2 separate regions of the Mus musculus genome follow, and region 2 is linked to region 1. A link is a loop called in an ENCODE intact Hi-C map of the cell type or tissue named here. Cell type or tissue: heart. All regions are shown on one strand. Each heading gives the region's core, and the rest is flanking DNA. Links, peaks and the distances in the headings are about the cores only. Region 1 has its middle 7.3 kb from the start of Msx1. Region 2 overlaps Zbtb49 (zinc finger and BTB domain containing 49).

Evidence for each region. Hi-C counts contacts between places; a loop is a spot of excess contacts. Peaks named below come from ENCODE experiments on the same cell type or tissue, not always from the same donor. Only the 100,000 strongest peaks of a DNase experiment are listed, where the experiment ranks them.
Region 2: it touches region 1 in a loop (4-fold over the local background); 5 of 42 quality-filtered maps call a loop at or near these places.

The regions. Positions count from the first base shown.
Region 1 is chr5:37,814,560-37,819,932 of GRCm38, reverse strand. No RefSeq gene overlaps it. Among named protein-coding and RNA genes, the nearest start is that of Msx1, 7.3 kb to the left of the region's middle. RefSeq lists an enhancer at 288-1,281. In heart, for the core only: a CTCF peak has its summit at 2,900; DNase peaks (open chromatin) are centred at 2,382, 2,842 and 3,822; H3K4me3 peaks cover 2,085 bases; H3K27ac peaks cover 522 bases; H3K27me3 peaks cover 4,916 bases.
Region 2 is chr5:38,194,719-38,200,091 of GRCm38, reverse strand. Zbtb49 (zinc finger and BTB domain containing 49) reads left to right here. Exons shown (of 8, transcript NM_029162.3): 8 at 1-48. Among named protein-coding and RNA genes, the nearest start is that of Zbtb49, 23 kb to the left of the region's middle. In heart, for the core only: a CTCF peak has its summit at 2,450 (motif pointing right); a DNase peak (open chromatin) is centred at 2,461.

The DNA of each region.
Region 1 (5,373 bases), core at 309-5,308:
CCCTGCTCTCCTGCCCTCATAAACTGGGTTTTTCTTTTTATGTCGTCAAGTTCAGGCTTCCAAGAAAAACATATTTGAGTAAGTGCAAGTTTAATATTTGGGGGAAAATTCTGCAAGGATACGAAAGACAGAAAATCACTCACCCTGTGGTCAATAAAGGCTACTGTGTACCCCCAGCCCCCACTTCCCTTTCTTGTGTACCGAACCTCCCCCTTGGGTCGCATCAAATCTAGGTGCTTCCCCAGATGGTTGAAGTTTGAATATCCAAATGTAAGAGAGCCCTGGGCAACCTAGTCCAGAGCTGTCAAGAGGGGGAACCCAGAACCCTAGTACCTGGTGTTGGACTTGGGAGGTATGAAGGTCTCCACAATTAAAGCATAGAAATTGTGTCTGCTCCCAGGCTCAGTTTGGCCTGGGAATTTCGTGAGAGACTGAAGCTTCCTGTAGGCGTGGAAGTGTTAGGCACTGGCTCCAAGCAGCTCCAGAGGTGGTCTTGGGTCCTTCAGCCTGCTGTTTTGGAGTTAAGGCTCCGTTTCTCTGGCTATTTGTCACACCCTCTTCCCTAAAAGAAGAAGAAGAAGAAGCCTGTCGCTGGATCTTGGTCCTACAACTGGGACAGTCTGGAGGATTCAGGAAGTGACCCTCAGTCTCTGGGCCTCTGGAAGCAAATCTAGGACCTGGGTCCTGATGGAATAACCACACCTTCAAGGTTGGGATCTCGAACCACATGCTCTGTAGAGGCACTTGGAAGCTTAGATGTGCATCCTTCTTGCTGTCAGCCACACAGATTAAGCAGTTTAGGGACAGCCTTGTACAGTACACCCCGACCCCAGTGATATACTGGTCTCCTTTCTAGAAAGGCCCAGGAGACTGATTCAGAGCAGTCTCTTCGTGGGTCTCAGTTCATCCGTGGTCTAACCTGCCTCAGAGCCTGTGTGACCTTTTCATATGCAGGCAAGGTCATGCTATCTTGCTGTACTTCAGTTTTCTCACCGGGGAAAGGGTCTGAGAATCCTCATTAACCTCTGTTAGAATTTGGGGAATGTGTTAACCTGTACTGGATACTGCAGAATATTCCTGGCGACTGCGTTTGCAACTGGCGCTGTATTCTCCCTTTCCTCACTCAGAATAGAGCAATGGCGGGGTAGGATTCTGTGTCTCCTTCTGCCTCCTCTGAGTTTAGCAATTTAGGGTCGAGGCAAATTTAGAGCAACATAATTGCTGTAATGAGCAACGGTTCGCGTTCTGCAGACGCGCAGTGGCTCCAGCTAGGCGGTAGCTGCAGGCGAGGCGGGCGCGCCTCCTCTTCCCCCTCCCGAGCCTCCCTGGGACCCCCGCCCGCAAGCGCCTTGGCCTTTGGAGGCAGTCTTGGGCTGGGGTTTCCTTCCAGTACCGGGTCCGTTCATTTTTCTGCTTAATTTTTTTTCTTTCAGCAGCCCTTTCTTTGCCCCATTTCCCAATTCTCTTTCTAGACTCGGCGTGTACACAGAAAGTGATCAATAGGTGTTCGCTGTATCTGAGCAGCCCACTGGTTTGACGTCCAGATTTGGAAGCCGCTGTAAACACAGTGAGGCAGAAATTTGCGGCCGGGTGGTGGATTCCGCTTCTTAATGGCGGTTGCAGTAACTGGGGTTCCTTGTCTATTCAAGCGAAAGTGATGTCTATAGCGGGCCCTTGACTTGGTCCTTTGCGGATCAATGTTCTGATCCAGCTAACGTGTGGTCTCGATCACAGGGGGCGGGGGAGGGCACTGGGTCACCATCTAGGGCACTGGCGGGCTGTGGTAGAATAGTCTGTTCTTGGGATCTGCTGTGTTGAGCGTTACTTGTGCGTGCAGGCTGTGTCTCTCCTTCGCTCAAACCCAGATTTCTACAGTTTTTTGGGGGACTCCCGTAGCCCAGAGAGGTAGCGGGATACACAGCTAATGAAGGGACAGAGTAGGGATTAGATCTGACTTCACTTGGAACCTACGTGTTCCTGATCCCAAGCCTCTGTAGCTGAGGATCATTGGATGCTATGACAGTTCTCGCACAAAATGTGGGTGTCCCGGGAAACTAGCCACGGGTGATCTGGGCCCCAGTTGTGACTTTAACTCCTTTTCCATGACCACACGCAAACACTGTTCTTGGGGGCCTGAGAGGGACGTATCCCTTGCCCGGCAGGCTGTCTGCACTTGTGTTTTTTTTTATTTGGTTGGGAAGATCACCGAAACTCAGCAAATTCTGTTTCTGACGACGCCACAGAACTGGAGCGGCCGCTCCAGCGTGATAACTGGGAAGGGGTGACACTGGGCAAGGTCGGGGACTTGGTGCACCAGAGCTCTGGTCTTGGGTAGCTAGGCTTAGGCGGTCGCAGCCCGGGAGGCTGGGTGGGGCTCGCATTCAGAGTGCCTAGTTTCTGGGTTACGTGGCTCGGATAGCCGATTCTGGAAGGACAGCCCAGGCCGCCCAGGAGACTCACAGAAGACCAGGCGTCGTACCGTGGGGCCCCTTTAGTGACCCGAGGCCCCTAGGTGAGCCCGACTGGTTCAGGTCTGCGCCCCGCCAGAGCCCTCAGGGGCGCAATGGGGAGCTGTGAGGAGAGGCAGCGGCCGCCTTTCAACTATTCGGCTGGCGCCCGCCTGGCCAGGCCCCCGGGGCCGCAAGTTCTTCCCGGCTCCGGCTCCGTCCTGTCCTCCCAGTCGCTCTCTTCTTCACAACAGTCCCCCTACCCTTCAAGCCATCGGGAGCACCTGACCCCACCTCCCACAGCCAAATGTTCACTCTCCTCTTCTGCACCCCCATGCTTGCATCCGGACTCCTCGGGGGATCCCTTCACTCTGTTCGACAGCTCGGGATCCCCGGTTCTCGCGGCCCTACAGGGCCCTGGCCACACGCCTGCCGGCCTCCGCCACAGCGCCACACCGCGGTTTCAGCCTCCTTTTCTCAATGTCAACTGCCGACAAATCCCCTTGCCCAATGCCGAACACAAGCAGAGCCTACAAAGTGCTTGTGCACACATGACCCATACACATCGTCGCAACACACCAGCACACCTTTCAGCAAACACACAAAGTCAACATGTGCATCCCAGACGCACAAGTCAGACTCACATAGATGCCCAACACATGTCTAACCATCACACATCATACACAAAATCAGTAGATGGCACATACACTTCAACAGACACACCACCTTGGGCAGGGCACGCAGCCCACAGCCCACAGCCACACAGCCACACAGCCACACAGCCACACAGCCACACACAACCGGCAGAAGCATACATTACACACACAACCAACACTCATCCCCAAAGCCTACTCGCTAGCATCCAAGACAAGGCCACCTTCTAATGTCTCTAGAAAGTCAGAGACTTTAAGGCCTACTGAGAGAGACAGACTTTCATGAGGAAAAAGAGGGATAGGAAAGAGACAGGCAGATGAAGAGAAAGAATTCCTTTGGTGTGTGGAGAGATTGAGGGAAAGATCCAGCAAAGCCTGGTAGAGAGCAGAACGGGTCTCAATGGGAGATGTGGAATCACAGCATTCTAGCATCCTAGGTGCTGGGGGCAGGCACCAGGGTGAGCACCAGAGGAGCACTATGCAGAGGCACACATGTAACTGTTTATGTACGAGTGCTTTGGCCCTCATACACATGTGTGTGCACGGCCAGTTCTAGGATATAGAGCTTTCATGGGTGAGGTTGAGGAATGCTGGGAAGTTCTTCCCTTCAACATAAGGAGCCTTCGTCCCCCTTCCCCAGAGCAGAGCTTCTGCCCTGCATTTGGCAAAGCCTCACATGCCTTCCCAAGATGGGGCTCCTAAGGGACCTGGCCCTGCTTACTCTTGGACAGCACTCGGGCCCAGGATCAGGACCATCTGTCCAGCATGTCAGGCAGGCCCAAAGATGTGGGTGCTGCTAGGAACAGCCAGAATACCACTAGATACTGCAGTCTGTCAGTGTCTGATTGTCTGATCTGCAGTTGTCTGCCTGGAGATCCTCGTTTTAGACTTTTGAGGCCATGTGATTTGAGGCAAGTTCCTTAAGTTTTCTGGGCCTGTCTCTTCTCTATATGCCAAGTGTAGGATGCTTCTGTTTCCTTGTGGTCACGGGAACAACAGGAAAGGCTTTGCAATGTGTGTGGCCCTTCCACCAACAAATATCCATGGTGAAATCTTAATAAAGCAGTCAGAATTGTGTCCTGGTCTTCCAGGAGACTCCAGAGAGCCAGAGTGTGCCAACCACTCAGGTCTGAGATGTGGGGCTCAAATCTGGGTCTGTCCCTAGCTGGATGGTGACCTCTACCTAGCAATTTACTACATCTCAGAAGCTTTGATTATACCCATATGGCCTTGCGCAGGGCACATAGCACATCTGAACAGGCACAATGATCAGAGTTCCCTTTGGGCTTTAGTTAGAAGAAAATTTAAGGGTCTGCCTGCCCTCCATTCCTGATCGTTGGGGCCAGAAAAAAAAAAGGGCCACCATACCACCTCCATCTTGGTTTTGGACAACCCTTCAGCGATACATTGTTGCCGTCCATGGGCTATCGATCTCTTTTTGACACAAGAAAATCAGACTGGAAGGAGTTGTGGGATTTGGTCTAAAATTTAGGCTGATTGAAGCTAAGTGTTCAGTGATGTATTCAGGACACCTTAGCAAGTAAATAGGAATTTCAGGAAGAGATGAACCTTCAAAGGCAACAATGGATAGCATCCTCTTGTCTTCCACAGCTGGCAAGCTCAGCCTTCTGCAGGGGCGACTCGTGAACTGAAAGCTGAAGTTAGGGGAGTGGGGTTTGAAGTCCGGGTTCAAAGAACATCCAAGAAAAAGCTTCCCAGAGGTAGGTATCTGTGCAAGGATCCTAAGGAAAAGCCATGCTGGCCAGGTTGGAACTAGCCTCTGGTAGTTGAAGCTTATAGCCCATAGGGTATTGGTGGTATTTCCCTGTCCCTCTGAGCACTGTAAAGAGAGATAGCCTCAAGGTAGGAAGGGCATTGGGATCCAGTTCCCTGGAAAGTGATAGTGACCTGCTATAGAAGTTGCTGGGAGGTGCCTCCTTCCCCCATGAACACGTATGTCTTCTCTGTGTGTGTCCCATAGTAGTCCAAGATGCCAGGAGAGACATGAACTCTTGGAATGAAAGACCCAAGGCTCAGAGAACCTTCTTTTCAGAGCTCCTGCAGCTGGGCCATGAGACCCAGGGCCTGATCCCCAGCTCCATCCAGGAGCCTCTGAAGCTCAGTTGTTGCTGTGCATCTGAGCCTCGGCTGGGAGGTGGAGTCGGTCAGAAACACCCCTGATCAACTGCAGTTCCCAGTCCTGCCTGCTTGCTTCCTCTGACACTGCGATGATCTCCTTGGCCCAGCTGGGTGCCAGCTGTGTGGTCTCAGAG
Region 2 (5,373 bases), core at 50-5,049, 380 kb before region 1:
AAAGCATGTGCCACCATGCTCAGTTTCTAAGCATTATTAATCTTAAGACCTTAATACTATAAAATCACATATCAATGCAGAAGAACCTGGGTTTGAGCCTCAGCACCACCCAAAAATGAAATGTGTCACTGACCTGGCTGTAAGCCTGGAGTCCAGTCATGTTACCAGCCTGCAGTGGAGGCCTCGGAGTCTTCTGAACAGCCTGACCTGGCAGCCACTTCTGGGTAGGCCTTAGCCAACTTCTTGGCCACCCAGGATTTTCTCTAGACTGGCTGGCTGAGAATAAGATGAGCCCTTACAGGCCTGAAGTAGTCTAGCACCCACTGGGAAGTCCCGGTCACCTTCTGCCCTTATAGAGCTCCCTGGCTGAGTTTGCTCAGTCCCTCAGGCCTGGGGGCTCCTATGATGTCCATAGTACTGTCTCTAGAATGTCTAAGCAAACATGAGAATGGCTACCTTGTAGCACACTGTAGATTACCTATGGGAATATTTGAGAACAACCTCCAGCAACTCTAGCTCAGAAAAGCAGAGTACCTGATGAGAGAACCTGCCAAGGACAGGAGGATTCCACACAACCGCCAGGACCAGAGAACTGTCGACTGAGTGACATCAGGTTCCCCTCCCAGTTTCCTAGCCACTCAGTACACCATAGTCCATCCCCCAAGGCTGGCACAGCAGGCAAAACCAGACCTTCATGAGGGTTGAACATCCCGTCCAAGGGTGTGCCAAAGTGTGGGTACCTTGAATAACCGGTGCCTGGATTGAACTTGGGATGTGATGGTTGCCAGTGGATGTTAGCCCCTTCCCACTTCTCCCATCTCCCACTGGCTCAACTGTTTCTCGTTCCAGTAGCTCCTCACCTTCATGGGTCATATCTGCCCTTGGTCCCTCACCTCATCCTAACATCTGTTACTGTTAGCTAGGCTACATCCCATAGTCTGAGTATCACAACTCCCCCACCAGGTCATCCATCACACTGATGGACAATCCATCTCTGCCCTCTGTGTACCCGGCTGGTAACAAGTGGCCCTTCGGTCTCCAGACCACACTTCCACTGAGCCCTCACCCCTCTCACAGCCACCATGTGCTGCCCTTCATGCCACTCTCTTCCAGCTCCTTGGGCTCTCGCAACTCTCCCCTCACCCCACCTGTGGTCTTGCTGTGGTTCTGAGAACACAGAAGCAAACAGGAACTTTCCTCCAACTCCCGCTCCCATGTCTACACCTGGTGACTGCCCAGTTCAACTGCAGCCCCCTCCCCTGCTCACTTCCCCCGGTGTCATTGCTATAGAATGCAGAAAGCCACTGTGCAGGCCTTTGGTCTCCTTGCAGGGGTGTAATCCTGGGGAATGTTCCACGAAGGCTCTGGCAGACACTCAGTACTTACTTGGCCAGTGGGTGCTTTGTGAGGCTTTTTCACTGGAATATGGCCCCCTAGATGGAGCCTCTGATTTTTCCTTCGAGCCCATCATTCAGAGCTTAGTCCCAGGACTTCACTCAAATGTTTTTCTTCAGTGACCTCTCTATTGCATCCACAGATTCTTAATCCCCAATTTGGGCAACTCTGAGCGTAAGTATTGCCCCCTTTCTCTCTAGGTCTATTCCTTTCTCCAGTGACTGGCTCAGACTCAGAATTCATCCTTGCTGATTCCAGTCTACATCTGAACATTAAATGTCCCAGAGTCCAGGCCCTGGATCTCTCCCCTTCTTCTTCGTCTACTCCCTATATCCCGGGACTACTAACTACACGTCTATTAGACCATGACCCCTTTTCCTGGACCTCTCAGAACTCTCTGGAGTTATATGACCCCAGTTCAGTTCAGCTCTGCATTGGGATGTTCAAAACCACCTTTAACTCTAGCTCCAAGGTATCTAACGCCCTCCTCTGGCCTCCACAGGCACAACACTCAGCCGTACACATACAGAGAAGGTTAAAGAAGTCCAATAGCTAGGGCTTGGTGAGACCCCCTGCCCTGCGCTGTATTGTATCAGCACCCCAACAAGGTAGCACTGTTTTCTTAGTGGGTTTAGCTCCTCACAAATACTTTCCTCAGATGTGTATTTAGTCACATCTTTCCGAGTGACCTTATTCTGTCATAAATTGTCACTGACATAGTTCCCTGTCAAAACCTCTATAGAAGGACATGTGTGCCAGGGGTGAGACTCTTAGGGTCCACCATATAACTCCCTTTGCCATCACTGCAAAATAAGTTTATTTTTTTAAAAAATCACTAGTTGTGTACTTGCCATATGTAAGTTTTATGATGTGTAAGTGATGCTGAAAAAAATAAACTATGAAAAATGAACCAAAAATTGCTGTCGGTACCAGCGTTCTGAATGCCTGTGTAAATGTCTGGTCCAGCATGCGTTCTTTCAGCTTGATGGTGTCTCTGACTGCGAGCTAGCTGGTGCTCTTCTGCCTTGGCTGCTTTTCTTGCAAGTTTCCGATTCGCCAGCAGATGGCAGCATCACCATTCACAAGCTCAGAAACATGGTCTGGCCTGGTGGCAAGGGCCTGTGGCTGCTCTGCCTGGGCGCTTGGGAATCCTTGGAGTTTCCCTGCCAGAGAACCAGGCACTTTTGCACCTTAGCCTCCTCAAGCCCTCTTGCAAGTCTGTGTGGAGAGAACGGTTCTGTCCCCACCCCAATTTGCTTGGTTACTTAGCAAGCTTACTGGGTATCGTCTACAACTCTGGGTTCAGTATCCACACTGAGATTTCCCTTATGGACAAGTCAGACTGAGGAATATTCCTAGCAGTTCCTGGCACTTCAGGTGCTCTGTACTTACTTGGCCAGGGGGGTGCACATGGGAGCAGCCACACAACAGTAGCAGTCTGACCTGGTGCAAAGTCCCAAGGGTCCTGGTTATTTGTGACTCTGGCTACTGAGAGAGTATGGCCCTAGCTTTCTAGTATACCCAGAGTCCTGGGTTCAATCTCCAGTATGGAGGAAAACAGATGGCTCTGTGAACCTTGAGCTGTGTGAACAATAGCAGACAGAAAAGGCCATGTAGTGCATGTATTACATGACTGTACGATTCTGTGTGAGTCATCTAGACTGGACAGGTCCCGAAAGACAGAAAGCAGATAGCCAGCTGCCAGGCACAGGGGAGGAGAATGGACATGTGAATGCTTAATGGGCCCAGGGTTCTCTTTAGGGCGGTTAAAACATTCTGGCACTAGCTAGTGTTTATTTAGGACTGAGTTGTGCTGATGCACTAATTTATGACCCTCCTGCTACAAACTGGAGACAAGGCCCTTTACCAAGGAAAGTAGGTTTAAACTGGTCATACGGGTAGGCCCGATGTGTTTGGTGTCCTAGTCAGAGACACCCGTAGTGTCCATGCCCACACCTCTCCCTTCTTGCCCCTCTCTCCTGCTGCCCTGGGTTTGCATTGTGCAGTACAGGCCTTACAGCGAACTGACCTAGTTGAGGTCAGACACTGTCCGGCTGTTGCTGCCACCTTGCCTCGCTTTCCTCCTCTGCACGGTGCCAATGGGGTGACTGTGCTCACCTCACAGGCTTTGCTGCCATGCTAGAAGTAGTGACCCAGGAGGCCAGAGTAGAGCCTGCAGGGCACATGGAAGGCTAAGGTGCTCCTTGCCGTTGCGTTTCTGTGAGGGTGGCAGGAGAGTGGCACTCTCACCTCTGTTCATTAATGTCCTCCTTCACCCTTCAATGGTACCCAGCCCATAATATGTATGGCACAGTCATGGGAAATGGAGAGTAGAGATGGGGTTTGTGGTAAACAACATTCCCTCCATGACAGTTGTTCAAATGGCCAGGGGTATTTTGACAAGAAATCTAAGTAAAAAATCAGTTACTAACATGGGTTGGACACACACACACACACACACACACAGAGTGCCATTGCTACACTGAAGTCCTAACCCCCCAGCACATCAGGATGTGACCTTGTTTGGAAACTGGGCCACTGCAGATGTCATTAGTAAAAAATGAGGCCATGCTGGAGGAAGGACAGGCTCCAGTGGCTGGTGTCTTAGAAGGACATTTGGACATAGGGACATGCACACAGCAAGAACTTCATCTGAGGATGGGCAAGATGCCTCCATAAGCCTGACAGCCACTTGGCCATCACAGTCCTCAGAAGGAACCAGCCAGCCCTGGCCATGGCCAGGTCTCCAGCCTCAGGCTGGCGATCAATTGGGCTTTCCTGTTGTTTAAACCACCAAATCTGTGCCTCTTGGTTGCAGCAAACTAATTAAGTTCCTGGTGTTCCAGAGATTCAAACACCAAAGTGTTAGAGTCTCACACTATTCACACCACACATGGGTGTGCAGGTTAATTGCTTAATTCTTTCGGAGTCAGGGATGTGCAGAAAAAGTAAACAGTATCTGGCCCAGTTTTAGGCTCAGGAGAGTCTTTAGGAATTACTTGCTCTCCCAGGATCCCCGGTTCTTGGCTGTTGCCCTAACATGAACTTGGAGGTCTGAGGATACCTGGCCTCACCCATGATGTGGGGAGGAATCATGTACCTGGAATATGCCTGAACCCCGGGAAGCTGCTACCCTATGTCTTCAACTGGGGACCCTTGCTGAGGAATACAGGGCTGCCCCTCAACCCTCCCACTACCACCTGTAGCTCCTGGAGCTACCATATTGGTCAACCCTTTGTCTATGGTGACCCTGAATACATATGCACTGTGTGCAACCTACGGTCATTTGGACCCCTCCAGGGCCTTAACCTAAGACAGGCAGGGAGGCCAAAGTATCCTCTGTGGGCCTGACTTTGCTGCATCTTGAATGATTCCTGGTCTATCCCCACCTGGAGAGGCTACTGAAGCCTCCCTGTCCAGTCCCATGAAAGTCAGGGAGTGTGGCAGTTCATCTTAGCTGTCAACTTGATGGGATTTAGAATCACCATGGAAACAGACCTCCAGGAATAGGGGATTATCCAGTAAGGGCTAATTGAAATGGTAGCAGCCCATTGTAAATACAAACAATAATACCATGGCTGGAGTCCCAGAGTGGATAAGGAGGGAGCAGGCTGAGCACCAGCAGTTATCTCTGCTTCCTGACTGGATGCAACTTGATCAGCCGCCTTCTGCTCCTGTTGCCCTGCCTCCTCTGCCGTCAAGGACAGCAAGCCCTGAGACCACCAGCCAAAGCAAAGGCTCTTCCTTCTTTAGCGTTTTCTTGGGCATTCTGTCATGGCAACAAGACAGGAGTTGAGGAAGGACAGGAGCATGTGTGAGCCACGGCACCCTCGGGGTTTCAGCCCATCCTTTCCTGTCCCAAGTCCTGTCATCCTGACCCACGTGCTGGAGCTACACCTTCTACCAGAGCCTGACCAGTGAGGTACAAAAGAACAAAATAAAGGAAGTTTTGAAAATCCCTTCCCCTGAACCAAACTA